Linked DNA regions of Mus musculus: region 2 is linked to region 1. A link is a loop called in an ENCODE intact Hi-C map of the cell type or tissue named here. Cell type or tissue: heart. All regions are shown on one strand. Each heading gives the region's core, and the rest is flanking DNA. Links, peaks and the distances in the headings are about the cores only.

Region 1 (15,882 bases), core at 7,883-15,882:
ATTCTTAATACTTTCCCCCTAGCATGATTCTATCACAGCCTTTCCTGTCTTCATCAATGCAGTCACATTCTTGCTGCTACTGCTCTTGCTGTTGCACTGGCCACAATTTTAGATTCAACTTTGACTTCCTCTATTATCTCCTAATCCATTCAGCAAGTCCGTTCAGCCCTCCTTTCAAAATGTACCATTGTGTGAGCACTGTTCATCATCTTCCCCCCTGTCATTGTCTTGGCCCGAGTTTTTAAGATGTTTTGTTACCATGGTTCCAAAAGTTTTATCTACTTTCCCCCTCTGAGCTTAGTTTCCTGCAATCGCTTATGTTCCAAGAAGTCCTGCTAAACAAGAGTTAGATCTTTTATTTTCTCTTCTCAGACCACCTTCGTGTCTTGCCCAGAATAAATGCTTTCTGTGGTTTAGGGTTCTTTCTCTCTCCTTGTCCTCCAGCTCCCTTCCCTGCTCTGCACTACTCCCACTTATATTCCTGCTGAAACTCTCTACTCAAGATCACACAGCTTCTTCAATCCACTGGTTATATAAGACAGATGGGAAGTTGCCAGTGCCTTTACAGTACGCTGGGATGCATTTTTATCCTAGACCCCAGAATCTGATCTCATATCTTTTAGCTCCTTTCCCCAAAGCTTATATGCTATTATGCTATGTATAAACTCTTCTTTAACTACCTTACTTAAAATGACAGGGTCAAGGTTTTTTTTTTTTAATGTAGTATATTTTTCCGTATTCCTCATCACCACTGGAACAATATATATTTTACTCTTTTGGTTATTATTGTATGTAGCTAATCATTTATTGTCTACTGTTTCAATTCACATGGGTCACAATGATTTTCATTTTCTTCACTGCTGTAGACCCAGGGCCTAGAACATTGTGTGCCACATTTTAGATTCTAAATAAATGTTTAGTAAATGAACATTGAAACGGATCAAAGAAAGGAAGAATGAAAGAAGGAAGAACAAGCCATTTGGGACTAATCAATTTTACAGACACAAACAGAAATATAGTATTATGCTAATAATACTATGGGTAATTCTAAGAAATTATTGTAATTAAGAAAATTACAAACAGAATTATGTTAGTAAGTCTTATGTTAATAATATAAGAAAATTCATAATATTTTCAACATTGATTAAAAACTGAACTGTACAAAATAGTAATTATTTTAAGACTGCACAAAACTTCCTAGTTTTGATGTGTTTATCTATTAGTCTTCATCTTTTCTTATGTGAAACAGCCAAAAATAAAAATCTTGTAAATGAAGGCAATCCATTGATCATCAGAGACAGAACACAAGCTCCTAATGAGTTCTGAATCATTACAGTGCCCATGTTAAGATACATGTGAAGGAGCTAATAGATGTAAGCTCTGTAAAACTCGGAACAGGCATGGTTCATTCAGTGAGTCACTTGGACTCACTAACACTTTCCAAGGACTCAATTCATTTCAGAAAGCATCTATTCAAGTTTGTATGGGCAAATACCTAGAATTTACATTTTGATAAAAAGAGAACTATCTAATGAGTAAGTCTCCAATGTTCATGACATCAAAATATATTACATGAATGAGTATCACTTCAGGAGGTTCCTAGTTCCCTATGTCATCGAAATATATGACATATCTAATAATATAGAAAGATGCTATTCTACAGTTAGAGCCTGAGAGATAGGTTGATGAAGCAAGCAAAAGGCAATGCTTTGGTAACAAAAGGAACACATTCATGGGGACTAAAAAGGTGGCTCAGTGGTAAGAGCAAGAGATACTTTTGCAGAGGACCTGAGTTGGGACCCTAACATCCAAGTTATACACAACACTCTATAACCCAAGCTCCAGGGAGAGCTGGCATCTCCAGACTCTGTAAACACCTGAACTTGTCATGTGCACATGCCCTCCCTCTATACCCTGCCCCCAACACACACATGTGCACATAACTAAAAGGAAAATAAAATTGTGAGAAAAGAGCAGACTTTTGTCTGCAAATCCATTACCTTAAACTATGTGTGACTACAAGTGTTTAGAATTTTTGAGATTAATATCCTAAGATATGAAATATAATTTTAAAATAACATACTTTACTATAGAGATATATGGTAAGTTCAACTTTATCATCAAAAGAAAAATGGAAAAATGTTACCTTTAAACACATTTTAGAATAATAAAAATTAACCAACTAAACAATGGCCCGTGTTGAGGTTAATGTGACCTAATAAACTGCCATTGGGAGCAAAAGGGGTGAAACAGCCTAAAATTTCATACATCCACATAAAGACCCTGCAAAATCATTCAAAGCATCTTTTCTGTGACCATTCACACCCAAATGTCAATCAGTAGTGACTATATAAACAAAAGAGTACAAACTATATAACACAACTATAACCAATAGCCAAGACATGTTCATCTCTAGTACACATTCAACACAGATCACTTTAATATCAGATAAAAGAATACAGGCCAAAAAGGATAGCCCACTATATGTTCTCATTTTTTTGTAGAAACCTAGGGATTGTAAATGTAGCTACAATGACAGGATAGATCAATGGTTACCTGGTATGAAGCACAAATGCACATAGAAACTTTTGGAAATGGTAGACATGTGTGGCATCTTGATTGTGCTTGTAGGTTTAGGTATTAAAAATGTGTCAAAGATTGGCACAGTGTTTGGCACATGTCTTCATTTCTATCAATAAGAAGGCTGAAATAAGCCCAACTTAGGCTATATATCAAAACTCTGTCTTAACAGAAAGCTAAAACTTCTTAAACTATATACTTTATATTTGTAGTTTTAGTACATATCAGCTTTTTTTTAGTAGATGTAAACTATCAAAATAGTAAGCAGTAATTGTTTTTAAATGAGAATATATGGCAGCTATGAGAAAAGAGTTCCATAGTCTATATATGGAATGTGGTAAAGGTAAAATGATCAATAAATAAGGTAAAGTACTTCTCAAAAGTAGATACAGAGAAAGAAAATAATTTTGAATTTGGAAAATTAGAAGTAATGACATTGTAGGTATAACTCTGAGTGCATACGCAAAGCCTCCTTGCCATTTATAAGTTCTTCCATACAAAAGTAATCAGTGATTCTTATTGTCAGTGGTCATGGCACAGCCTGTGTCCTAGACGCCTGCTTTGAGCTTTAATTGTTAAAGCACATTAGAACTGTGGTTGAAAATGGACCTTTACAGTTCCCCGGTGTTTACTTCAGAGTTCAGCATTTATATACCCTCCATTCTTGGTTATTAGGACAATGATCACAGAAACCCTGGTTTCCTCCTCCAAGGCTCCGGATGGGTGAGGAATAACAAGAAAGGGGGCTGCCCCTGTAGCCTACTTTTGGGATCCTTAGCTTCATCATAAAAATCACCTCAATGCCGAGTGTGGTGGCGCACACCTTTAATTCCAGCACTCAGGAGACAGAGGCAGGCGGATTTCTGAGTTTGAGGCCAGCCTGGTCTACAAAGTGAGTTCCAGGACAGCCAGGGCTATACAGAGAAATCCTGTCTTGAAAAACCAAAAAAAAAAAAATCACCTCAGTGACATGGGGGGACAAGTGAGGAACAGGAGCTGTTGGTCTGGACAGCTCATTCCTAACAACTTGGCATGTGGCACATACATACCACCATCTTAAATACCTGTGAACCCTCCCACTTGATTTGATAGCTGCATCCACTGCCAACATACAAGATATAGCCTCTTCATCATTATCAGCAACTCCTCCTTCAGAAGTTTGTTTAAGCCAAAGGTGAGAACATATACCCCTCACCTTAGCAAAGGGAACACTGGTGCAGAATCACACACAGCAGTACCCTGCAAGATTTTGTCAAAAATCAGGAGAAAAAATATATAACCAAATCTCATTCTTTCTTTGAGGTCCTCTTGAGAGAAAACCCTGTCTTATCAACCCTTCACTTTTAATCCTCCAGAATCCAAAAATACATTACAACACAGACAAATTTTACCTAACATCGCTATCCCATGTAAATAAAATCAGTAAAGCAATATCCTCTGCAATCATTGTCTCTGCTTTTAAAGAGCCCACAAGGCTTATATCAAATCTCAACTCTTGCGTTCTGAAGCCGTAGAGTTTGTCTGGTTTGGAACAAGGGAAACGTAGGCAACAACGGTACTTGTGAGCAAATGCAGTTTCTTTCCTCTACAAGATTGTAAGTCTTGACTCTGTAAGCCATTAACAATAATGGTGAATAAATTTCATAAAGGACTCTATGAAAAATCATGAGAACAGGGATCTTCGAGGTGGGCAGGAGTTATGAAAGAATACAGCAGAAACTATGACGCACTGATTATTTGTTCTACACTGTCTCATAAACACTCCTCTTAAAATATTAGCAATCACAAGAACTTAATGTGTTTTTTTACTAGCTCTTTTGATGTCTCTAAACCTTTTGCAAAAAGGATGAGGAACTGACTTCTAGCGTAACAAAGAGCTCCTCCCCATCACATACCGGAATGTGTGGTTACAGAATGAAGCAACCGCAAGCAATAGGCTAATTCCCATGCAGCAAGTCTCCTTTCATCCAAACCATGTTTATTTAATTAAATCAGATGCCCTCGTTAATGGTGTTTCCAAATATCTTTTGATCCCAGCTAAGTGTTTGTAAATACTGGACTTCAGTTGGCAAAAACCATGACATTAATGAAAAGATGTTAGGCATCTAAATTATCCAAAACAGTCGAGGAAAGCTTATAAAGGCACTAAACTTTCAAGAGGAACTGTTCGAGAACGTGAAGTTGTGATTTAAATCTTGCATGTCTTAAGTATGGTATTCTAAGTGAGCATTTGGGAAGCAAAGGAAACCTTCACTAATGAACCTTCAGGGACCAGTTAGCACAGTTTGTTAAATTGGAATGCTAATTGGGTCTAGGCAATAGTCTAAATCAACCTAAGTGCTTGTTAGTTTGACCAATTATAGCTGCCCAATAAGTGTTTGTTAAAATTCAATAATTCTGTGTCCAGAAGGGATAGTCTATGAGTGGCTGAATTGGGGGGAAAAAAGAAGATAGGCTCTTAGTCATGAATAAATTTTACAGAAACTGGAGTATTTTGTTCACAACTACTAGAGGACCAAGGTCACAACAGTAATGGCTTGTTCTCATTTCTTTCCTTTGCCAGGGCCTTTAAATGATGTGTCCTAGTGAATACAGATGGGGGAGGGGGGAGACACTTATGCCATCTAACCAAGAAAGCAAGAGCTTAATATGAAAGACTTCTTGGGTTATTAGTCAGTCCAGGACAACAAACCATTTAATGACTATAGTGATTTGAATGATAATAGATTTACAGGCCCATATATTTGGAAGGAATTCTTTGGGAAGGATTAGGAAGTGTGGCCTTATTAGAGGATGTGTGTCACTGGAGGTGAGCTTTAAGGTTTTGAAAGCCCTTGCCATTCCTGGTTAGTTCTCTCTGTCTCTCTGTCTCTCTGTCTCTCTGTCTCTCTGTCTCTCTCTCTCTCTCTCTCTCTCTCTCTCTCTCTCTCTCTCTCTCCCTCCCTCCCTCCCTCCCTCCCTCCCTCCTTCCCTCCTTTCTGGCAGCCTCATGGTTGTGGATCAGATGTAAGTTGTCAGTTACTGCTTCAGTGTCATGTTTGCCTACTCACTGGCGTGTTTCCTGCCTTGATGGTTATAGATTCCAGTGCCCTATAAAACAGAGAGCCCAAAACCAAATGCTTTCCTTTAGGAGTTGCCTTGGTCATGGCATCTTAGCATGGGAATAGAAAAGTAAGTAATACAATGGCAAACCAAGTCTAGAACCTACCATGGTCACCTGTGGGGTGGCTTCCATCCATAGTGTTTTTTAGCTCTTTCTCCATTTTATAACTTCTTATTCTATCCCTAAAGTCTGGTACTTTCTACTCGATGCACTTTCTTTTTCTTTTCCTTTTATTTTTTTTAAAATACTTTTATTTTTTTACAGTCCAGTTGTTATCCCCCTCCCAGTTTACCCTCTCACAGTTCCTTAACCCATGCCCCCTTCTCCCTGTCTCCAAGAGGATGTTCCCACCCCATCCCCACCCCCCATCCCTGCCAGGCCTCCCCACTCCCTGATGTCTAAAGTCTCTCAAGGGTTAGATGCCGCAGTCCTCTGTTGTATATGTGTCAGAAGCTAGTGTATGCTGCCTTGTTGGTGACTCAGTGTCTGAGAGATCTCAGGAGTCCAGGTTAATTGAGACTGCTGGTATTCCTATGGGGTCATCCTCCTCCTCAGCTTTTTCCAGCCTTGAGTTTAAATAAATGGTGCCCTGTGGCCTTCTACATCACCTATCATGGTGACCTGTCTCCACAAAACCATCTCCGAATTGTTCACATATTTCCTAGGTTGTTAGAAAATGCAAAGGCTAGCATTTCCCATGACAACATGCACACTGCTGACTTAGCCTGAAATTATGTAAGAGCCACCGTCACTGCTATGCAGAGTGGACAAGGCCAAAAGAAAAAACAATTTGCCTTTTGGGTAAACTGGGTAGAGGGGATGAGTCACTTCACTGTGTTGGGGAGGTTGTGTTAGTTTCTGACACAAACATGTGGTATTTAGGACAAATGTGACCAAACTGCTGGCTTCAGCAGTAAGCATTAGACTTGGATGCAAGTAGCACAAAATCACTAAACCAGGATTGACTTGAGATACATTCATGATTTTTCTCTTACATTTAATAGGAAGAAAGAAACAGGTTGTTTTTCTTTTTTCTTCTACATTTAGGTAAAGTACCAACAGGTATATGTCACTCATAACTCACTAGGAGGACCTTAATGAGATAACCTGGACAAGATGCAAGGAACCCTGAGACATATGACCTTTACCCCAGATAGCCTAATAAAACTCATGTATTCTCTCTTTGCAGATGGATGCTAGATACTCTGTTCTATTTCCTCACTATCTTTGGAACTTTGGGCAAGAATTCCCTGCTGAAAACCTACCTTTTGGACATGAAGGTGATATTTTATTGGCTTGGTTTATTTTCCTTTTCTTGTGATAAAACACCCGGATAGAAACAGCTTAAGAGAAAGGTCATGTATTGTGGCTCTCAGTCTAAGGGTATAGCTCATCATGGCAGAGAAGTCAGGCAGCATAATGAGCTTGGAACAACAGGTCACATCGAATAGGTTAGATTTCTGCCTCCGATGAAATGAGCCAATTCAAGCCAGATTAGATTAGATTAGATTAGATTAAAAACAGGTTTATTGGGACGCTCCTCTCAGACCAAGGCCAGGGAAGGTGCCCTGGGGAAAGGGGAAGGGGTTGGGGAGAAAGAGAGAAGGGGTGCATGTGAAAAGAGAAGAGAAAAAGAGGAGGAGGAAGAAGAGGAAGGAGGAAGAGGGACAGAGAGAGGGACAGGGAGAGGGACAGGGAGAGGGAGAGCAAAACGTCTGGATTATGGAGGGAAGAGCCTCTTCGGAAATGGTAGCACAGACCCTGGGCTGAAAGTTCAGGGTTGGGCCAGGATATGCCAGGTAAGGACTGAGGGGTTCTGGGAGAACCTGGAGGCCAGGTCTGCTTTGATATGTAAAACATGCACCCCAGTCCCTTGTCCCAACAGCAAACCAAACAGCATTCACCCACAATCAGGAAACCCAAAGAACTCAATGTATGCATGCGTGTGCTTATCTCATTCTCTGTGTTTCATAGAGGCCTGCTCAGAGAATAGTGTTGCCCGCAATTATTGTGGGTGTTGTTTTATAAAAGAAAAAGAAACTAGGGATGTGTTTTGTAGAGGTGCGGTACAGTGTGGGGACACCGGGTGCCTCTGTGGGCCCATGCTGAGGCATCCCTTCTATATTATACCAGGCACAGGATGGTAGAGTATAAAATACAGCTTATTCAGGGCATGAAGAGGAGAGTTGGAGAGGAGAGAGAGAGAGAGAGAGAGAGAGAGAGAGAGAGAGAGAGAGAGAGAAAAGAGGCTGGCCATGAGCACGTGGAGAGAGATAAGAGGAGGGGGAAGGGAGAGAAGGCAGAGAGAGGGAAGAGGGTAAGAAGAACAAGAAAGAGAGGAGGGGACAAGAAGCCCATTTCACAATAAGTCAGGCACACCTGGCTATTGCCAGGTAACTCTGGGGCGGAGCCTAGACAAAATGCCAACTGTGGGGCTTTGGGGTCCTGGTTGAGGTTTAGTAATAATAAAGACACGGCGCCATCTATATAGTTTAGAGCTGTTAGCCTGATTGCTGGGGTAGTCTCTCAGCTAGCCCATCTAACTTAACCGGACTGCTCAGTCCTTTGAGCTCTCCACGTGACTTTCTCTGCCTACATCTCTGCTCTGTTCCGGGCTCCCTCTGTGTCTCTCTGCCAGGTCTTTCTACTCCAGCTCCGAGTGACCACCCAGCTCTTTACCATGCAAAACCACACTCTTTTATTTTTTTATTAGATATTTTCTTCATTTACATTTCAAATGCTATCCCCAAAGCCCCTTATACCCTCCCCCTGCCCTGCTCCCCAACCCACCCACTCCCACTTCCTGGCCCTGGCATTCTCTTGTACTGGGGCATATGATCTTCGCAAGACCAAGGGCTTCTCCTCCCAATGATGGCTGACTAGGCCATCCTCCTATAGAGTTGCAGACCTCTTTTAGCTCCTTGGTTACTTTCTCTAGCTCCTTCATTAGGGGCCCTGTGTTCTATCCAATAGATGACTGTGAGCATCCACTTCTGTATTTGCCAGGCACTGGCATAGCCTCTCAAGAGATAGCTATATCAGGGTCGTGTGAGCTAAATCTTGCTAGCATCTGCAATAGTGTCTGGGTTTGGTGGTTGTATATGGGATGGATCCCCGGGTGGGGCAGTCTCTGGGTGCAAAACCGCACTCTTGATTCACAGAGTTGTCTTTGGAGGCCACAGGACCTCCACTCTGGAAGGTTGCCCTTCTTTTGGAGGCAGGTGAGGAAGCAACATTTACATATTCTGTCAGCCTGTCTTATAACCAGTGAGAAAATGTGGATATTGGTCATCCTATTAACACAAGGCACTGGGTTTCTAGTGATGTGAACAGAAACATTCTCCAGGACTTAGGGGAAGCATGACATTGCATGCAGAGCATTATTGGGATGGCAGAACCTGTGTTGAGCTTTGAACTCACGGAAACATCTCTGCAGCTTGAAACCACTGAATGCTGATACATTGTTGGGTGCTTTGAATAAGAGGATCCCCATATTTTGGAATTTGGACAGTGGTGATACTTGTTTAGGGGACACTTAGGCAGTGAGGTCTTATTGTTGAAAGTGTCTCATTAAAGGTGGGCTTTGAGAATTTGACTCATGCCATTTCTAGTTGCTATTCTCTCTCTCTCTCTCTCTCTCTGTGTGTGTGTGTGTGTGTGTGTGTGTGTGTGTGTGTGCCTTGTTTGTGGTTTAAGATGGGAACTCTCAGCTTGGTGCTCCAGCCACCACCCCTATCTGCTTTTATCCCTCTGAAACCACTAGTTTGGAATGGCGGCAGGTAGTAACAATAGTAGGAAGCAAGGCAGCATATAGGCAGACATAGAGTTGGAGAAGGATCCAAAGACAAAGTTGATCCAAAGACAGCCAGAAGAAGACTGTCTTCTACAAGAAGCCAGGAGGAGGCTTTCTTCCATGAAAGATGGAGCTTGAGCATAGGACTTCAAAGCTCATAGTGCCTCATTTTCTCTAGCAAGGCCACGCCTACTCCAACAAAGCCACACCTAATAGTGCCTCTTCCTATGGGCCTAGCATATTCAAACCACCACAGCCACTTTCCCCAAAATTTTTACCTCCCAATCCTCTGAAGCTGTGAATATGTATTACATGACAAGGAGGCTGGAGATTAAAGTAGTAAATAGAACTGAAGTTGCAGGACATCTAACCTTAAAATCAGAAGGTAGCCTGAATTATTTGGGTCATTTTAACACAAACATAAGATCCTTGACTGGAGAAGGGAGAAGCAGAAAAAAAGCAGAGGTAGCACTCACTGTAAGAGAACCTTGAGGGGGAAATGGTTTTGATCTATTTTTTTCCATTCTCATAAATGTTGGTCAAAGACTAATTCCTCTTTTTGTAGCAATGTATGGTGACCTCAAATATGGTAGAAATCCATTTTGAGCTAATAAGGAACTGTAAGACCCAGAATGCATGTAGCCCTTAGAAACTGGAAAAGACAAGATATTGGAAAGTCCCTGGTAGTTTAGAAAAGAACACAGCCATGCCACCACCTTGAAGTTGGTTTGGGTGTCTGAGCTCTAAAAATGTTAGTTTGGGGTAATGCTTTATCAAGGCATTAGGAAAACAACAGAATGAACTGCTTCTTTGAAATTTGATTTTTCTTCCCTCTCTTTGGATATGGCAGAAGCTCCACCATTTATTCAGGTCACAAGTAGGTGCTCTCTTTATTCCTTCTTCTCCAGATGCACCCATCTATAACAACATCAGGTTCTGTAGATTTTCGCTAACAAGTCGCCCACTGAGTCCTTCACTAATTCAGATCATCTGCATCAATAACTTCAAGAGGAGGGAAGCAGCACTCACCATTCACCAGCCTCTCTCCACTGAACAGCCAGTTAAATCTGTCCTGAAGATTTCACGTTTAGATCTGTCTCCTTGAAACACTTCTATGATGTGCTTTGTCGCTCAGTCAGAGTGTCCTTACATGGTTTTAGATCCTCCATTGTTTACCTGTCTTCTATCATATTTCCCAATACTCACCATAATAAAAGCATTCCCTCAAGTGTTGGTGATGGCTTCTGGGTCTCCAAAGCTACAATTTGGGTGTAATTAGTGCTCCATTTTCATCTATTTTTAAGACCCAGATTTACTCCCTTCATCTTGTACAAGGTCCACTAAAGAGCACCCTGACGTCAGGACCTTGGGCTCTCATCCTAACACAGTCATCACAGTAATTAATGTTTATTCTCTATGAGGGCAGCTTCTACTGAACTTTTTACTATGCTATTTCTATCCTGGGCACAGCATAGTTAGGAATAGTTAGCACAGTCAAGTTAGGAGTAACTGTAATATATTGCTATATTTACATTACCATTAATGTCTTACTGTGTCTAATTTACATATTAATATTTTGTAGACATGTATGGGAAATGCAGAGAAGTATCTGGGGCTGCAATTTCAGATGTACATTGGGGAGGGATTATTACTGGAGTTTCACAATCAGAAAGTAGTGCATGTCTACAGGTGTATTACTTAGAGGAACTTGGAAAATACTCAAACAGGGAACAAAAGCAATCCTGGTGGTGGGTTTCTTGTTACCCAGAAGCGTACAAGAACAGAAATCATGTTTTCTGACTTTGAACAGAAGATTGCCAGTGCAACAACTAGTTCAAGCCCTCTGAACCTGCATCCTATCTGTAATTAGACATGTCTCATAGGTTTGTTATGAGAAAGAATGCTCTGCAAGAACCCAACAGAAGCAGAGAACCAGCCAGACACACAACTTAGGGCACAGACAGAACTCTGGGAAAGCCCACCCCATCTATCACTGGTACCGCCCCCTGGGCAGAACTCTACTTCTGATTGGGTAATTTCCTGTCTGTCTTACCGTTCCCAACTGCGGAGCCCAATCGCGTCAGGCTCCGCGAGGCGCCAGTCTTCCGGTACAGCGCTTGCATCGCGGCGGGCGGAAGTGGCGCCGCTTTTTTGAAATCGGCCGAGTGGGCTCGCGCCGGACCCGAGCCGCCGGGGGTGCCATGTCCACCCCTCCGCTGGCGCCCACGGGCATGGCGTCCGGGCCCTTCGGCGGCCCGCAGGCTCAGCAGGCCGCGCGCGAGGTCAACACGGCCACGCTGTGCCGCATCGGGCAGGAGACCGTGCAGGACATCGTGTACCGCACCATGGAGATCTTCCAGCTGCTCAGGAACATGCAGGTGGGCGCCTGGGGTGACAGAGCTGGTGAAAGCGGGCCTCCGCGGGCGACCTCAGGGTGGCCGGGTCGCCTCTACACCCCAGGTCCTCAGCGTGTATCCCCTTGCCCTGAGAGGCCGCAGGTGTGGAGGTCCCACCTCCTCCTTACCCCATACCTGGAAGACCTCAGGCTGGCCATCCTGCTTTACACCCTTGGTTCCCAGTATGTGTCTGTCTCACGCCCTGGAAAACCCTCAGGCATGGACACACCCCCTTATACCCAAAGTCCCCACCGTGCATCTATCTCTTGCTCAGGGTTACGACGGGTGGACACCCCGTTATGCCAATGTCCCCAGCATGAGTCTGCCATCTGACATGAGCGATTCCAGACATGGTCACCCCTATTTTCCCCAGAACTGTTACCCAGCATGCGTCTCTCCCCCACCCCAGGCGACTCCTATACTAGCTATGCTCATTACCGCTAGAAGTGTCACAAGCATATCTGTCCCCCAACCCCATCGTGCTTTTCAAAGTTCAAATGGATCACGCTGTACTTGCTTTTTAAAATTACTTTAAAAATTTTAGAGCAAAATTTCTCCTGAAGGAGATGCCCCGAAGCTGAAGAATTCAGACAATAGTGTAACCCCTTTCTAGACTTAACTAGACTACAGTAAGCTGTGCAAATGTAAAGTTATGGCATATGTTTAGGAATATACTTGTGACCTTATCATAGTTGCAAGAGTGAAAACAAGTGTTATCCAAGAAGTTTCCTTGCATCCCGTGGCATGTTTGCCTCCATCCCCAGGGAGCCAGTGTTAGTGTTTTTCCAGTTGTATGTGATAAGAATCACATAGCATGTGAGCTCTATTGGTCCAGGTTCTTTCAGCATATACTTATGTTATTTTTTTCTCTTGCTAATTTGTTGAGTGACTACGTGGCAGCCTTTGCATTCGTTCATCTGTATGAACGAATTTGTAAATAATGACAAAAATTTTTTAATGGATTTTTTTGTATGGGAATGTGTTTCAGTTGATTTCAGAGTGGAATAGCTGAATTATGTATGTATGTGTGTGTGTGTGTGTGTGTGTAATTTTTTTAATGTGTCTGATCTATTTGAATCTCCATCTCTGAGGGTCCTTGTTTACCTCTGCTTTATCGTCATTTGTTACTGTTGTCTCTCTTTACTTTCCCAGGTACTTAAGTCGGCCACTCATTTCTTTTCTTCTTGAGGAGCAGAGGGTTTATCATTTTGAGGGCATCCTACTTGTTGATTTGTTCATCCATAGTTCTTGCTTTTGGTATCAAACTTAAAATTTAAAAAGCAATGGATGTTTCCTGTGGAAGTTTTGCTCTTTGAATCTCTCCTTGTGTTTATCTCCTGGCTAGATTCTGAAGGGATGATATGGGCAATCCGTTTGGGTCTAAGTTCATCTTTTGGCTCCAGATTGTGACAGTACCATTTGTTAGTCGTTCTTAGAGCTTGCTTATCCTCACATTACAAGATGCAGAAAGCATCTTTGTTCTACTCCTGAGGAGCCTGTGGGTCAGCGAAGTAAACTGACTGCCCCAAAGCTACTCAGCATAGTATAATTGATGCCATATCTGGAGCCTGTTAACATCTTTTACTTCTATGGGTGCCTGTCTTAGTCAGGGTTTCTATTCCTGCACAAACATCATGACCAAGAAGCAAGTTGGGGAGGAAAGGGTTTATTCAGCTTACACTTCCATGCTGCTGTTCATCACCAAAGGAAGTCAGGACTGGAACTCAAGCAGGTCAGGAAGCAGGAGCTGATGTAGAGGCCACGGAGGGATGTTACTTACTGGCTTGCCTCACCTGGCTTGCTCAGCCTGCTCTCTTATAGAACCAAGACTACCAGCCCAGAGATGGTCCCACCCACAAGGGGCCTTTCCCCCTTGATCACTAATTGAGAAAATGCCTTACAGTTGGATCTCATGGAGGCATTTCCTCAACCGAAGATCCTTTCTCTGTGATAACTCCAGCTGTATCAAGTTGACACAAAACTAGCCAGTACAGTGCCCTAAAGAGTATTTTATGGCTTTTGTTTGCCTTAAGAAAAGATAATTGAGATTTTCTTCTTCGATTTTTATAAACGTGTTTCTGTTTTGTGGGACTCTCTTAGCACTCTATCAGTAACTCAGTGTGAAATGTTACACAAAGATAGTACCATGATAAGTGGACTCAAAAGAGAAGTTTGAAATTCTTTGGCAGTTTCAAGTGAATGGATTCATAACGAAATGTCTAGAGTGTGGATTGTATGATGTCTCCGAATTCAGCGGGCACTGTGTTTCTTATATTTAAGCCTGCCCTGTGCCAGCAGCTGGGTTAGAGTGTGTAGAAGCAGGTATGGTCACAGACACTAAACCCTCGCCAATTACTCTTCTTGGTCGGGTACATAATTGTAAGAACAATTTCAAGAGGTATTTTTTTTATTCCTATTTTACAGTTAAGGAAACTGAGGATCAAAGAGAGAATAAGTGGACCACCCACCGTCACAGATGACTATAATAACCTGTTGTTGCATCGTTAAGTTGTTGTTAAACCATCTCTTTTAGTAACAGATAGGATTCAAGTCCATCACCTGCAAGAAAGAGACTTTCTGAAAGTCCCGGCCCATAACCGAGCTCCAGGTAGATCTGTTTTTCTAACTGGTTTGTAAGGGCTGCAAGTTACCTGTCTGCCTTTCAGTTAGTGCCCAAACTCATCTCTGACTCCTTGGGGGATCTTACAATGGCTCTAAAAAGCCACAACAGCTTTCAAGTTCCAAAAAGTCAAAAGCGATGATACAAATAGACTTTCTTAACTGTGAACAACATGAGTGTTCAATTAACCATAGGCTGCTTATCCAATTTCTATTATTCATGGTTCATAGGGATATTTAAGTGGATATTTTCAGAAGAGGAATGCAGCTTGCACTTAGCTTTTGTTTGTACGGAGCTTTCATTACAGCGCACTGTTATCGTTGTTGCTTCATTTCTATTAATCTTGTACTCTGCCTGTATACCTAGGGGCAAACCCTACGAACAGGGACATCATACCACAGTTTCTGGCATCCTCTGGCCCAGTGAGGATCTAACCCAGCTCCCAGCAGGGGGGACGGGACTACCCATGCTGTTTAAAATACCCAGATTTCAAATCGTCTGCATTAGTCCGTGAAAATGCGTAATTACACACTGGTACAGTTACTTCTAAGCATTTCTTTGAGAAAAAAACATTCTTTGTGTATTAGCTCAAGAGTCGGAAAACTGTAGACTTTCCTTAGGAGAAAGAAATTAGCAAACATTTTGAAAGAAAAGTATTCAAGGTGTTAAGAAATATGTCCCCCAAATACCCCTGAGTACCAGATTAAGATTCCCTGTAGAAAATGGGATTGCTTTGACTCTGTTGGTTATCCTTTTAATCTTTTATTTCATATTTTGACTGCATAATATATTCGTAATTTAGAAATAATAAAAAACTGCAAAGAATGTTTTCCTTTCTATTCCCTGTCTGCTAGGACCTAATCCCTGTCTGTAAGCAGTGCTTGTTAATGATTCTAACCACTGTTTATAGTTCTTTTCCAAATTCTCTTTGCGTATTTAATCAAATCTGGGTATATTTTGTCTTATCCCTCATTTTTGCACAGATAACAGTATGATATGCATACTACTTTGTACTTTGTCTTTTTCATTGGATAGACTTTGGAATTTATTCATATGTGTATAGAACGTACACCTTTTCTTTCTTTCTCTCTCTCTCTTTCTCTCTCTCTCTCTCTTTCTTTCTTTCTTTCTTTCTTTCTTCCTTTCTTTCTTTACCTTTGTAGTATTCCACTGCAAGGAAGTACAGTAGTCAGAGTGCTTTAAAGTTCTTACTCTTATGCTGGAACAAATGATAAAGTCTCACACACAGGTGCAGCTGCACCCAGTGAGGAACTTTTAGAAATAGCTAACTTCCATTGAGCAGGCTCACAGGGGCTCACGGAGTCTGAAGCAGGAACCACGGGTCTATGCTAGGTCCTCTGCATACATGTTGTGGTTGTTAAGCTTGGGA
Region 2 (15,882 bases), core at 1-8,000, 630 kb after region 1:
CCAATCTAATTATCAGATCCGGTGTCCCCAGCAAACCCATACCAGGTTGCTTGCCGAGGCAAATTAAGTTGAAACCTTTTCATAGGTACTTGCTAATGCAGAAGAGAAGTAGATGAAAATTGATCTCGTCTTTACAAGCCATTACCAAATGAATGCCTAGAACACCTCGGAAACTGCTTAAACCCTGGGTAAAAATCAACTCAGAGATGACTCCAGGAAGGACCACTTCCACAGATCTGACTTCAGCATCTCATCTCCAAGGGTCTGGTGTGGTTAGCCTCAGTGTGGCTGAGGAATTCTGCATTGCCCTTTACTTCCGAGTGCAGCATCGGTGTAGCCTGGTGTATAGTCACGGCTTCCAGATTCCTGCATTCTTATTTCCACCCTGTGTATTCCAAAGTCAAAAGCAAACAAACACCCAGCAATATTTGTGAGTAAACAATTCTGACAATCCAAGATGGGTAAGGAGTTAAATCTCTAGGAGTTCCAGTCTGCACTACTAACACATCCTAGTAAACAAAATCAGAGCTAGCGGGATTGTAAAAGGAAACAGAAAGCCCTGAAAAACCCTGCTCAGGAGAATAGTAAACTTGTTTTCTTTCTGGATGCCACAGTCCCAAACAGAGACGATCCTGAGGCCCCGTCCCAGGTGGTCTTTAAACTTAAATCAAGAAGAGGTGGAGGGTGTCAGATTTCTTGGCCCAAGGACCGAAAGGTGAAAAATTAATTACATTCAATTAGCAAAACAAAGTTGCTCCGAAGCCAATCAACCACACCTTTCTCCATCTCCGCTCTCTAGAAAACAAAAGTTTTCCATAGAAAATGTAAAGAATTGGCATCTGGGGTGGGGGTGGGGGGGTCGAACACACAAGGAACATCCGCTCTTTCCGAATGAAGAACGTCATGATCTTTCTATAAAGCTTGGAGAGATTGCTTTAGAAGCCATCAAAAGATCAGCCTCTTCACGCCAGCCAAAGAAATTCCTAGAAGGCACAAGCACCCCCAGAATCTATCAAAGTATATTGTCCTTTCAACAAAGCAGTTTCTTTCTGACCACAGTTAAAGAGTATTTTTACTCTGTCACAACAACACTCAACATTCACGCAGAACTTCCGTGTGTAAGAGGAAAGGAACGATGGATTCACAATTGATCCTGGCCTCAGGCTTTTCCCAGGATTGAAACGGAAAACGTCCAAGGGGCTCAGAAGCAGAAGCCCCAGGCTTGATATTTCCTCTCCCTTCTATGATCAAGTCGGGGAGGACTTTACTATCCCATCCAATCACTCCCACCAAGACCAGAGAGTCTGAGGGAATCCATGGACAATAAATAATCACACCTTTCATTTCAGGGCCCGGTTACCCCCACCCCCACCCCTTCCTGATCCAACCCCATCTGGAAGCCTTTTCCCCTATTCTGCATTTCATGAATCAATTGCACAATCTGCCAACCTCTGCCAGTTCCTCTTGTACTCAGCTGAGAGGTTTCTCCTTCCTTCCCTGGGTAGCTAGCACAAGGCTGCTCTGGTTTTTAACTGGCGTAAAGTGGAAATGCACCATAGGCGCTCACTCTTTCCCAGCCGGACACAAGTGAGTCTGGGGCACTGACCTCAGCTATCAGGAAGCTGACCGATGGACCCACAGGCCAGCCTCGGTTTCAAGCAGATTTGTGGATTCTAACTTTGACCTGAAATCCTGTGTGTCAGCGACTGTGAAAGACGAGGAAAAGGAAGACTGAAAGGGGCTACAAAGTAACCAACTCAGTTACTTAGCAACTAAACAAAACTCTCCCCTCCACAGAGGCTAAGGAGGCATCTCAAGCCCATTCAAAGAGTAACAGTCCACATTTATATGCAAATAGATAAAGACAAAGAAGAAAGGGAAATCTAAATTAGTAAGGGTAGTTCACTGCAGTGGGCCTGAGGCCCAGATTTTAAAGTTTCCCCAAGAAAGAGAGGGCTTATAGGAATGAATGAATGAATGAATGACCCTAACCAGCTTACACTCTACCCTTCATAAACATCAGTGCTGTAGAGGAAGTAAGAGGCAGTCACAAGTTGGGAAGGTAAAAATGAAAATATTCTAGGAATCAAGAATCTAAAGCTTAGGGGGGAAGGTGCAAATTTAAGCCTAGCCAACTGCACAGAGAACAGGTACCCATGTTCTTGAGAGAAACAGACAAAGCCCAGGGGTCAGAGTCTGTGGACTTGCGTAGAACATGTGTCTCTCTGAGTCGTCACAAATACCCTTTAGTACCCTTTCCAAAACTTGGATCCGAGCCCCCATAATGCGCCAAAGACACATGGGTCCTGAATGGTTTTCAAAGTATCAGGAAGATTCCCTTCTTCACCAACTTGACTGGAGAGAGTACTCTTGTCGAGTTTGCCTGAGAAGCCCAAGCTCACCCCACACACTTGAACCCAGCCGCTGGATCCCAAGGAAGCAACAGAACTGAGGGCTTCTGTCTCCACCCCGCATCCCCCACCCTCCCACCTGGACTCAGGTATCCAGGGCCCAGGGCCGAGCCTCGAAGGGAGGCAGCCCTTACTCACTTCTCATACTCGGTGTTGTCTCTGTCACAGCGAGAATCCTTGTGCTTTTGCCAGTCTTTGCCATGCTTGCAGGTGGTGAGGAGCAAGACGTCCTCCCCGTTATGGACGTGATATAAGGCATTCCTGGTGTCTGACCCTATCCCTGTCAGGTACCGCTTCCCCTTGAATACCAGCATGTACTTCCTGAGAGGAGGGATGGTGTTAAATTTCAAAAACCCCCTCTCCCCTCCTGTCCTGGGATGATCCTTAGAAAAGAGGGGAATAGAAACATCAAAGTTTGGTCGGAAGTTTTCAGTACTGATGCTGGCTTTGGCCAGCATCGCCTGGCCGATGTCAAACCCCACGTCCTCAGTGTAGTCAGGCCAAGTGCCAGAATATAAATTAAAAATTAAATGATTCCTACCATTGTTCCACAAGTGGAGACTCTGCACTTTGGATCTCAAATTGTGCACATACTGAGGTGATAACTGGTCTCTGTCTAAAGTATCCAGACTCAAGACAAAGAGGCACGCCTGGCTGGGGTCCGAGGTGTAGAACCTGGAGCCCTCGATGGCCGCTAGAATGTTTTGGTAACTTTCGGCGATTTTCTCCCCTTTCTGCTGCGGGTACACGTAGACTTTGAAGCCGTTTTTCTTGCAAAGGGTGAAATCGAAGCAGGACTCCATGCGGCACTTCTTGCCTTTGTAGATGCTCGAGTTGGCGTCTCGCTTCTGCCGGGGGGAAATGTGCACGCTGGAATCCTCGTTTTCCAATTGATCCCAAGGAAAGAAAGGGCGCAGAGCGTCCGGGAAGCGGGGCCAGAAATGATCCGGACTGGGCTGGTGCAAGCCATTCCGACCACTGTGCTCTTCTCTCCGGCTGTGGCTCCTCGATGCCCTAAACTGCACGCCTCCAAAATAAAACAAAAGGGCGAGACAAGAGCCAGCTGAGAGCAGGATGAAATAGCGTTTTTTGGCCTGCATGTGTCCTGCCTGGGTCAAGAGGATTGTAAATAAACACAAGAATCACCCAAGTTTCCCAATCAACACTTTCAGCTCCAGTCCGCCATCTTCCCGCCTGTAAAGACTTCAAACTCTCCGCTCCCACCTTCTCTGGATGCCTTTCCCCAAGCCGTGGACTGATCCAGCGCATGTGGGCGATTTCTTTAACTTTCTCCCCTTCGGTCTTTCATCTTTGGGCTGCACAATGCACGGGAGAGAGCCGGGCAGAAGATCTCGCACCCAGGGCGGGCGAACAGCGGACTGTAATTTTCTTGCATGCAACAAGACGGAGGAAAAGAAAGAGAGCAGGGAAGAAAAAGCTCCCGATACCCAATCAATGGCAAGACGAAGTGACTGCCTCTCCGCTCGGATTCCTCTCGGCGGCGTGGAGAACGAGCCCGGGGAAAGCAACTTCAACTCATCCACACTCCGGTGCAGAGCACTACGGTTCCAACAAGTCAATCCGCCCCGGCTTCAGCCGGCTAGTGCATCTTGCAGCTGGGGCGCCGTAACCTCACAAATCCCTGCATGTCTCTTTATTCCCTTCTGCAGCGGCTCCCACACTCCGCCGGTGTTTACTCCTGCGCTCACGGGGCCGGCTCCCCGGGCGCGCGGCGGCCCGGCCGGCGGCACGAGGCGGCGCGGGGCGGCGGCGGCGGCGCGTCCTCCCCGCGGGCAGTGCCGGCCCCGAGCGGTGCTTCGCAGGCCCCGCGCTATCACTGCCGACCGCCGCGTTCGGTCGCCGAATGTTACCCGGTTCTGAATGTTACACTTACACATTCCATTCCCGACACGACAGCGCTGACCTCATCCATCCACGCAGCCCGCGCTGCCATTGGCCGGGCGTCACGTCCGGGTGGGGCGGGGCTTCCGCTGCGCCCATTCATAACCCCCGGCGGCCGGCAGAGGCGCCGGCGCGGCGCGGCGCGGCGCGGGCGCGGGGACCCAGGAGCGCACGGGCGGCGGGCGGAGCGCTAGCCGGCCGGGCGTCGCCCACCGCCGGCCTTCTGCACGCCGGGCCGGGAATGCAACCCGGACCAGACGGGCCCCAGAGGCGCGGGAGGAAGTGTGGGGACGTGGCCAGCAGCCCGCTGCTCGGGATGCCCCGGGTCTCCACGAGCCGGGAACGCCTCCCCGCCGGGAGGCTGAGAGGACCGGTTCCTGGAGAAGGATGCCTTGAAAATGGAGAAGCGAGGGGAAGGGGGGTGGGGACTTCATGGAAAGCGAGCGCAGGTCGGGATGTCTCTCCCCCCACACTTGGACCCGCTGAGGACCAATTTTTTGGTGGGTCTTGTTTTTAACGTTTAAGTGGTCTTTCTAATTCCCCTATGTAATCCACCTATTTTTCTGTCTTCCTCGCCGAGACACCCTAATCCTCAACAATAAGGAGGAATTGTCACAGTCCGATGGATCTGTGGCTGAGTGTGAGAAGACACCTCCTAAAGCCATCTGATCTGCGTGCCCTCTCTTCCATTCCCGAATCCCTCCCACCTGTTCTATTCACTGATATTGGGCCGGGAGGGATCTAATGGCTGAAAAGAAAGCCATTTCATTTTGCCCCCATCGGTGTTGTTATTCTTCCTGAGGTGGTATTTTTAAGATGTCACCTGGCCCTAGCTGTAGAAGGGAACCTTTGAAGCAAAAAAAAAAAAAAAAAAAAAAATGTATTTACAATAAATGTGCCACGGTTCCTTCAATTGACCTTCCTTCTGTCGACTCCCCTGCCCCAAGCCCCTGTCATTCTGAGTGAACTTAATTGGATGATTCTGAAAGGAACCTCCAGGACCTCCAAGCTGTGCTAGACTCCCAAGCATTACCTGGCCTCACAGCCTGAATTCTGGCTTAGAACACTTACCCACCCTAGCCTCAGAGCCTGGCCAAGCTGGACAAGCAGTTGCCTAGGGCAGCAAGCTGTTTAGTGATTGTTTATTGTGGGAGTGAGTGAGCTGGGAGCAGACACATCCCTACCTCCCTCGGGCTACTGAAAACCCCAGCCGGTTGTGTACCCATGGTATGGTTATAATAAGGCAGAGTGGAAAGTTTTCAACCTTTGTTGTTTCAGATTTGTTTGAATAAAGAAGGGAAGAGATATTGGGTGGGATATTTTGGTACATTCTGAAACCTCTGCCCATTTTGAACCTGCCAAAGATGAAGTAGGTTTTCATGATTTACTTTGTCCCCACCACAGGATTTAGAGAGGCCTGAAACAAGAGTAAGGGTTCAGTCATTTTCCGAGCAGGATGAAAACGGTTCAGGTAAAGGTAGAGATTAGAGCCACAAGTGACCCCAGGTCTCAGGGGGATTGCAATGAACAGTCTTCAAGACAGAGCTCTTTGTGTTGAGATCTGGCTGTCAAACAACCTGCACCCTGTAGAAGATAGGACTCTTCTTATCCTGCATTGGCAAAGTCTCTTGCTTTTCTTGTCTAACTGTGGTTCCCTCAGCTCACAGCACATCTTTGCATTCAGTTCATTAGTGGTTGATGTTGTAGGAGAAAAATGGTACTGAAAGTGAGGGGAAACACGTTCAGCCCGTGTTTCTGCAATTGAACCTTAGGAATAATGATCTCGGCTTACTCTCAGCTTCTCATTGATGAAGTGATGTTTTAGAGTAATGTTTTTTGTTTTTGTTTTTTTAATCAGCCAGTCTCAGTTTGTAATGTAATCCATTAACACTCCTACCCTATTTTTTCACTAGATCTACTCACCTATTATATCTTTATTTAATATTTATTTAATGTGTAGCGATGTTTTGCCTGGATATATGTACGTGCACCACCTATAAGCCTGATACTCATGGAAGTCAGAGCAGGATGTCAGATCTGGAACTGGAGTTGTGAATGGGTGGGGACCATCCTGCTGGGGTTGGAAATTGAACTCTGGACTTCTTCAAAAGCAACAAGTGCTCTTAGCTGCTGGACATTTCTCCAGCCTTAGTTTCGTTCCTTTTCTTTTCTTTTTCCTGTTTAATCAGAATGAATAGTCTTAGTATTTTAAGATTTATTTTTAAGTGTGTGTGTGTGTGTGTGTGTGTGTGAATGCAGGTAACTGTGAAGGCTAGAGGCATCTGATCCTCTTAGAGCTACAGTGTTAAGTGGCTGTGAGCCACACAATTTACATGCTAAGTATTGAATGTCTACTCCTCTCCCAGAACATTGTCTGCTCTTAACCACTGAGCTAGGTCCCCAACCTTACTCTTCTGTTTTAATCCTTAGGGCCTGGGGTGGTTCCTGGATTTAGGTAGAATTCAAATACTGAATTGAATGAATTAATGAATGAGTGATTAAAATTTGACTTAAGGTTCCAAGGGAAGGTCTCTTAAGGACAGACAACAAAAGCAAAAGTAATTGACTCATCTAAGAAAACATCCAGCACAGCAAAGATGAGAATCAACAGGATGAAAAGGCAGCATAGGGAAGGAGAACAGAGCTTCAGACTATATATCAAAAGGAGGTTAATATCTAAAATATACAAGGGCTTTATTAAACTCAATAGCAAAAATAAAAAATGGGCGAAGGATTTAAATAGACATTTTCACAAAGAAGGCATACACGTGCCCCATGGGTATATTTAAAAGTTTCAGCATTACTAATCATCACAGAAATGCAAAGTAAAGCCCCAAGAAGATGCCCACTCAATACCTACTAGAATGGCTATGTCAAGAACACACGAAGTAGCAAGTTTTGAAAGGGGCATAAAGAAAAGGGAACTCACTTTTCACTGGTGTACTTTAGTAAACAGTATAAAGGCTTCCTCAAACCATTAAAAGTAAAAGAAACGATGTCACATAATCCAAAAATACCAGTCCTTGACTTGGTATTAAAGCCAAACGCACTGAGATTACTAGATCATAGAGGTGTTGGTGTTGCTATTTTCATTGTGGCATTTTCCACAATAGTCAAAACATAAAGACAATGTAGGCTTCTGTTCATTGATGAATGGATCAAAAATGTGCATATGAAATAGAACATTACTTAGCCATAAGAGGAAGGGAAATTTCAATTTGCAACAATGTATATAAATTTGATAACCAATATACAAAATGAAGTAAGCCAGAAAATGAAATACAAATACTTCATGATCTGGCCTATATATTGGATCAAAAAACCTTGAGCTCAGGCTACAGGTGAGTGGTAGAGCATTGGCCCAGAATGCAAAATGTTCAATTATTTGTATCCTCAAAACAAAATAAGTTACAACCTCAATTTAAACATATGTATATGTATACACACATATATTACACATATATATTACATGCATAACAACAATTAATGAAAAAGAAGCCATGAAATCAAAGGAGAGCAAGCAGGTATATGGGAGGGAGCAAAAGGAAGGGGAAATGATTTAATTACATTCTCAAAAAATAAAGAAAACATTAAAATGTATTTGAACTCAAAAATGAAGGGAGTAGAAAAGAGTTTGACAGGACTAAGGTGAAAATGGAGAGATATTGATTGAATACATGAACTTGCAGCAATACGCTAAATAAGTGTTGGGCTCTCGGCACAGTGACTATAGTTAACAACACTGTATTGTCCAAAATAGCAGTATGCATTTGTAATTCCAGCTCTGTAGAAATGCAGGCAGGGTGGTCAGTAGTACAAGGCCATCCTTTGGTATATAATGAGTTTATGGCCAGCCTGTACTACAGGAAACCCTGTCTTTAAATAAAGACAAGAGAAAATGAGAAAAAAAATAGCATCGACTGGGTTATATATAGATCATCCTCTATTTGTGATAGGATCGGGGACCAAAACACTCATCTTAACACTCTTTTACCTACTGAACAATGTCGCTTAGCCACAGAACACTTTAGAGTATCTATTCCTTTCTTCTGTGACCCTGAAGCCATGAGCAGCTACTAGCCATTCTTGCTTTATTTAACATCGTAAGGTAAGATCACACCATGTCTTATTCAAATTCAGAACAAAATTCAAAGTTTGATTTATGTGAAATATGCATTGCTTCCATACCATCATAAAAATATATTCATTTCATTAAGTTGAGCCATTGGAGGTGGGGGCACTGCCTCTATTTAGAAGTTGCTTAAATAATAGTTCTTTTCACTATTGAGGGTGATGCGGAACCTAAGGCATTAAATATGCTAGGCAAGTGTCCTCTTACTTTTTAAAATTTGAGGTAAAGTATAAGTTTCCCAGGTAGACCTTGAATTCAAACTTCCCCTACCTTGATCTCCTGAGATGTTTGAATTATGGGCTCGTACCACCTAGCACACCCAAGACAGTAGATTTTATTTTCCCACATATTCAATAAAGGTCAATATGAAGTGATGGTATATTTAACTTGAAACATGAAACAGTGCTTCACATCTAGTCTCATCTACGATGCCACCTCACTATAGACAACACTAAATAAAGTAACAAGACCTCCTCTATTTTCCCATCTCTTCGTTGTGCTTTTGCTTTTTCCTTAATGGCCTGACAGACTCTATATTGACTTGTTAATTAATTGTTACTTCTAGATAATGAGCCATAGGAAAGGAACTTAATTTGATTTTTCTTTGGTTTGATTACTACTATGTCACCAATAACTACCACTATCATAGTGTGTGTTAGTCAACAAATATCTCTTGACCTGATTATTTAATTTAATCCCATTGTCTGTGTGTAAAATAAAAGAATATTCAAGGTTGGCATTTGTAGACAATGAAGGTACCTTAATCACCCAAGCTTTGATTAAGATCCTTTTGGAGAGTTCCTTTGCAGGACCAACTAAGGTCCTCAGTAGCATATGGCACAAAGGATCCCTGAGAACATGTATTCTCATCTTGACTCCCAAGTTCAGACTGTCTGACCCTGAGTAGATCAGCTGACCTCTTGCATTTCAGTTTCCCACTGGCAAACCTGAGAACAGATGTAATAATCATGTGTAGTTCATTGGGCTACTCTACTGTAGGCATCAAACAAGAATTAATTAACAAATAAGACATATTTATAAGAAAGACTTTTGAAATCTACAGTATACATGGCCAGTGTAAGATCTGGTCATCAAAGTCTTGGGTAACTATGGGCGCAAGCACAAGTACATCATGTTTCTAGCATTAAATACATGGAGCATCATCCACCCCGATACCCATGTATTCCAGATAGCATATAGACTCTGGAATGGCTCTTGATAATATTAGCAATTTTAAAAAAGGAGGACGAGGACTTTGTTGGATTACCCCCACCCCATGAATGGCAGGCAAAGGAAACCTTCCTTTTAATGTATACAAAACCATACACACAAAAGGTTCTCTCAGATCTGTAAGTATATTTGTTATAGAAAATGAAAGTTGGCTCCAAAATATGAACACCAACTGAAGTGCAATCATTTATAAATGATTAAATGATCTACAACGTTCATGATCAATTTTAATAAGGTTACACAAAATGTTTATTTGACAGGGGCACATGGTGATATGTGTGGAGGATATCTGACAGCATCTGCAGCAGTAATGGCTAAGAGCTGCCTAGAATGGCTAAGAGCTGCCTGTGGTACCCTAAGTGATGTTAGAAGAAAGGAAAAAACAAGCAAGTAGTGACCATCCTGGGTCATCTTGGAGGATGAAGGCCCTTCCTGCCAGGGATCAGAAGTCTGAGTTGCAGGATTTTCCCTTTGCATGTCAGGATCTTGTGAAGGAATCTGAAGGAGGTTGGTTCTGAAGGCCTAGCGCGCAGGGCTACTGAAAGATGCAGGATGGAACATGCTGATTTTTTTCCCCAGCATAAATAGTCAAGGATATCCTGTGTAGATCATGTGGGGGGATGGGAGAGGAACCCCACCCTCAAAGAAAGGAAGACAGTAGAAGTGAAGGGCCTCATCTGGCTTCCACAGATCGAGGTCAGAGCAAAGCATTGAGCAGTGTATGTGTTAAACTCCAGGTTAGCATTTCACAGATACCATCTCCCGATCTTCTTAAGGTTCCTAGCAATTGAGTATTATTCTTCTGGGCTGGAACAAATGAGGAGACAGAATCCAGACTGGATGCGGAAACTGCCAGTAGTTCTTCTGTCCCAGTCATGCCAAAGCCTGGCATGATCTCTCTATGGCTTCTTGTACACAGTACATGAGCAGGAAGTTTTCCCCAGTGCCACGACAGGACCGCAAAGGTTGGAGAAGAAGTGATGCCCTGTTTTTTGTTGTTGTTGTTGTTTTTGGTTTTTTGTTTGTTTGTTTGTTTGTTTGTTTGGGGTTTTTTTTTGGTTTGTTTTTTTTTTTGGTTTTTTGAGACAGGGTTTCTCTGTGTAGCCCTGGCTGTCCTGGAACTCACATTGTAGACCAGGCTGGCCTTGAACTCAGAAATGCCTCTGCCTCCCAAGTGCTGGGATTAAAGGCGTGTGCCACCACCGCCCGGCGGTGATGCTCTGTTTTACGAAGGAAAAACTCAGGCTTGGGTCAGGGGCTCTTGAACTTCTGTTTCACTTGTTGTAAGGGGACAGTGCATTGTGGGATGCCCACAAGACCTGCTTATCATGAGATGCAGGCTGCTTAAAAATGTGACAAAATCCCAGCTCCAGAGTTTCTGCTTTATTTGTTCTGGAATGTGACCCTAGAATTTACTTTTCCAACAACTTCCCTATTAGGGCAGGGGCTGTTAAGGACACCAGACTGGAGAAGTATGCTGAGAGCCACTGGATTTTAATATCCACAGAAACTGAGCTGGAGCTGGAGAATAAGGAATTCAGGACTGGCAGTCTATGCAGAGAAGTTAGAGCGATCCTGCACACCTTGGTATTTTATTTCCTGGGTGGGAAGACCTTTAGAAAAGTTTTCAGCATGGGAGTGATGTGATCTGATTTCCATTAGCTCCTTCTAGTTCAATGGTTCTCAACTTTCCTAGTCCTGAGGGGCCGGAATTCCACATGTTGTAGTGACTCCCCCAACCATAAAATCATTTTCATTACTACTTCACAATTGTCATCTTGCTACTGCTATGAATCATAATGTAAATATCTGATATTCAGATGGTCTTGGACAACCCTGTGAAAAGATCATTTGACAACCCCACCCACCCCAAGGAGTCAAGACCCACAGGTTGAGATCTGCTGATCTATTTAATCGATCTGAAAGTCAGGTTTCTCGTGTGTTTGTTTTGATGGGGTTGAAAATAGGCTGGCCTCCAAACTTGCTAGGTAGCCAAATATGACTTTGAACATTAGATTCCTCTGCCTCCACGTCCTCAGTCCTGGGATTAGGGTATCCATCCCTAGACCCAATTTACATGGTACTGTGGTCCTAACTTGAGCATTCTACCATGCTAAGCAAACACTCTATTAACCTAGCTACACCCTCTGCCTCACTAGTTTGTACAAGGAATACAAAGTTTTAAATTTTTTTACCCTTTACACCAGGACAATGGCAGGAAGAGGATGCAAACTTCAAGCCCTATTTTCAAGATAAGGAAATTATGACAAACAGAATTGTCACTGGCCAGTCACCTAGTGACCGTTAATGAGTCCTGCTAACTGAAGAGTGTTTTTCCCAACTGCAGTTGAAACAGTCAAGTCTCTCTCCTACTAACTCTGGTTTTCCATAAACTGACAAGTCGGACTAAGTCATATTTCGCTGTGTCCTTTGTGTGTTTGACAACTTGGAACTGGCTGCCATTCCTAGTGATAGAACAGCCTCTTGTGGGTGTTTCTGAAGGACAAATGGTGACAAGAAGTTGCCCTTCTCTGAGTTTGTCTGTACTTTTAAGAGCCTCATAGACGTTCTACTGACCCCTGGTGGAAGAGATCTGCGTTCTACCCTGCATGTCTGTCTAGGCAGCTGTTGGTTTCCCCAAAGGCTTGGGTTTCTTTTCAAAAGTGTTTGTACCATACTGTCTCCTAGAACTCAGGTTAGAAAAACAAGACAGGAAAAGACATAATCACAATAAAACTGACGTGTTAGAGTTTACAAGCGGAAGAAACTACATTTTTGTGGGGCCCTATTCATATTTATAGATCTGTTTATAGATGGAGTAACTGAGAGAAAAATGAGAAATTGAAATGTCAGCTGTAGAACGTGATGAAATCAGGACTGCTCACAATTCCCGTCCTCTTTGCAATGGTGCAATTCTCTTACAACTGCCAGGATTTTTTAAATTTCTATTTTTTAAATTTCTTATACCCAGTATTGTCTTCTAAGCTGTCAATAGAACTTAGAGCATTTTTTTTCTTACCCTCTTGTGCTTCTATATTACTATGGTTCAATAAATGATTGGTGCTATAAATGATAACTATGAGACGCTGGAAAGTCATAAAGTACTTCCCCAGTCATCACGTACGTTTAAGCCACATCCACATCTACTCTGTGAGCTAAATACAATTCATGGACATTCAAGTCATGTGTAGTTGGTGACTCCTTAATCGCATACACAGAACCAGTGAACTAAATATCCTTGGGTGCTCTAAAACTGTTTCCTAGGTTGAATGGCCTACGTTTCTCTAAACCCTAGATTTCTTAAGAGCAAATCGTCGGCCATTTTCACAATGCCTGGCATCTTTATGAATAGGTAAAAAATACACTCAAATATGCATGGGTAGAGACTGTTCTTCAAGCCTTGGTGAGCCATCATTCTGAAAAGTTGACATCTAATCAAACAGAACCATTTTTCAAATTAGAAATTCACATATCTTTGTAACCACCCAGTATGTCAACCTTCAGCAAATGCTTCTACATCTACTCTTGTCTCTTCAAATAACTTTTTTTTTTCATGTTCTTGACACAGATCACATGGTAGACGTGTGGGCAACACAGACACTAAGGAAAATTGTATAAAGATAACTAATAAATATATTTTGGTATATTTGTATGTAAATTTCAGCACAGGCCTTATGTCAACAAAAATCTGATTATTTGAAGCTCACTAAAGTACACTAAAAATACGCATTCTGGCTTTAAATAAAAGCCTTGAGCAGGGAATTGCTCACAGGGGCATAATTCCTATTTGTTCCCTCCTACTGAAGACTTAAGTCTGCAGTTGCTTACCAGAGCTGCTGGTCCAGTAATTCCTCATGTTGAGGGGGAAAAAAAATGCAGCTTTCAGTCCTGTTGCAGATGGGATAACTCTGATTTCTTTCTTGTTCTTTTTGGCCTATGGTGACTTGTTGCTAATGGGAACCCTCACTTGAGGCCTGTTAGAAACATGAGGTAGATACTCTCTGGAGTCCGCCCCCCCCCCCTCTAACCCCCACTACAGGAGTGCTCACCATTTCCCCCAATGACTAGAGCTGCTCCATCTGAGCTCTAGTCTAACCTGTCACCCTCCTTGCTTTGACTGGTCTTGGGATTCAGTGCAGCAGGAACTGCCAATTGTCTTAAATTACCTGCTGTTTGGACTAAGAGAATGAATGCTACTCCTTCGGGGTTTCTAGGAAGGCACAAACAAACCTGCTGTTTAGAATGAGACACATTTGTCGATAGGAGGTAAAGGGTCACTCTCCTGCATATCTGACCAAAAATATGGGACTGGTTGGTTGTTAAAGAAGCCACTATGACTAAATGACCTTTGGGCCACAGCCGCCTCTTCATGCTCATGAGTAGATGTAACCTTAAGAGACCCTTGTGGGGGCGTAGTCTCATCTGATTGTTAACTGTGCACACCTCTATTCAAGCACACAATTATCAAAAAATATTTAAGCAATATATGTTCATGCTCTATATTTTGATCATATTCTTTTCCCTCTCAAAACTCCTCCCAGATTCTCCCCACCTCCTGATCTGCCCATCTTCATTCATGTTCTCTCTCTGTCTCTGTCTCTGTCTCTATCTCTCTGTCTCTCTGTCTCTCTCTCTCTCTTGTGAAACAAACACAAAACAATAACAACACAAAACCACCTCAGGAAACACAGGAAACCAGGCAAACTATAAGAAGAAAATTGGTAAGACAAAAAGAAAAATTACTAAAACAAGACAAAGGTCAAAAGGCGCACACACACACATGCACACAACACAAACACACAAAACACATGGGGTTTGTTTTGTTGGTGAGCTACCCCTGGGCATGGGTCCTGCCCTGGAGTGTGATTAATATGACTCTCCATTGGAGAAAACTAATAGCTCTTTCCCAGAAAATACAGACTGCAAATAGCGTCTTCGTTAGGGGGTGGGGATTTGTTTTCACTTCCCTTGCTAAGTGCCTGGATTTAGTCTGGTTTGATCCTGTGCAGGGCTAGTGTGTGCAGCCACAGTGCTTGTAAATTCATATATGCATCAGTTCTGTTTCCTTGAGACATCGACCACCTTTGGCTCTCAAAATCTTTCTGCTTCCTCTTCTACATAGAACACTGAGCCTTGACAGGTTCAGTAATGACATCAATTTAGAATTGATTGCTCCAAAGTCTCTTCCTGTCTACACATTGTGCAGTTGTGGATCTCTGAAGCTTTTCTCCTGAGGACTGAAGGATGTTCTTAACTGAGCCTTAGCCTATCATGGCAGTTTTGGGTCCCTTGTAGAGAATAGTTCTGAGTGTTGGCTGAGCCACAGTGGACTGGGCATAGTCCAGAATAAAAGGTTGAACAGGATGCCAGTAAGAACTAGGAAAACCCTGGGGTCCTGCCCAGAGGCCAAGTCCCTAGGAGCAGAGAGTGGGTTGGGAGAAGGGTCTCTTTTGGGTAGGCTGTGCCAAGACCAAGGTTAAATCTGGAGAGACTAGAATGGAGGAGACAATTAAACCAAGTATCTGTGTAGTGAGCTGCATATCATGGAGGCCGGTTAGGATAATGATGCTTTGAAGTCTTATCTTTTGAGTTCGATTGCACAATATCGGCTGGGTCTTTAAGCAAGTTATTTTACTATTCTAAACCTCAATCTCCCCATGTGCTGCTCCAAAACGATGATGATTGAGTCTTCAGATGTCTGTGCACATAAACCATTTCAACTAGCACTACCACCTTGGAGGCAGTACTTGGTGAATGTCCAAGAGTCTACTGGCTGTCTCCTCTCTCATCGCTCCCCAGTGAGATTTGATTCCACATTCTCTGTTTTTAGCACTTGTGTCTCCTAGAATTTGAATTAACGTCCTTCATAATTAAGATTGGCATTTTAGCAAATCATATTAAAGCGTTGCAGTGGCTATAAAAAAAAAACAAAACAAAACATGTTCATCCATCCGCTTAACCATTCAATAACAAATATTTATTAAATGTCAACTTTCTGTCTCCTGGGTATGCAACATGGTAAGCCAGACAGACCTCTACTACCACCTAGAGACTGTGAAGCCTTCTCAGGGAAATGGTAGCCAACAGATAAACAAACAAATTAAGTAAATACTAAATGCTAGAACTGCTTAGGATATGGAAAGTGCACAAGAATGGACATATTGTTTAAGTCCGGTGATCAGACACACTATCTCTATCTCAGGAGGC

What was found. A loop is a pair of places that touch in the nucleus more often than their neighbours do. Peaks named below come from ENCODE experiments on the same cell type or tissue, not always from the same donor. Only the 100,000 strongest peaks of a DNase experiment are listed, where the experiment ranks them.
Region 2: it touches region 1 in a loop (4-fold over the local background); 11 of 42 quality-filtered maps call a loop at or near these places.

What each region holds. Positions count from the first base shown.
Region 1 is chr15:52,700,833-52,716,714 of GRCm38, forward strand. It overlaps Med30 (mediator complex subunit 30), which reads left to right and starts at 11,613. Exons shown (of 4, transcript NM_027212.2): 1 at 11,613-11,854. The coding sequence starts at 11,678. In heart, for the core only: no CTCF peak of the experiment used is centred there; a DNase peak (open chromatin) is centred at 11,549; H3K4me3 peaks cover 1,546 bases; H3K27ac peaks cover 1,339 bases.
Region 2 is chr15:53,341,853-53,357,734 of GRCm38, forward strand. It overlaps Ext1 (exostosin glycosyltransferase 1), which reads right to left and starts at 4,331. Exons shown (of 11, transcript NM_010162.2): 1 at 2,550-4,331. The coding sequence starts at 3,511. In heart, for the core only: CTCF peaks have their summits at 1,535, 4,367 and 4,571; DNase peaks (open chromatin) are centred at 1,539, 2,569, 4,359 and 5,419; H3K4me3 peaks cover 5,519 bases; H3K27ac peaks cover 4,454 bases.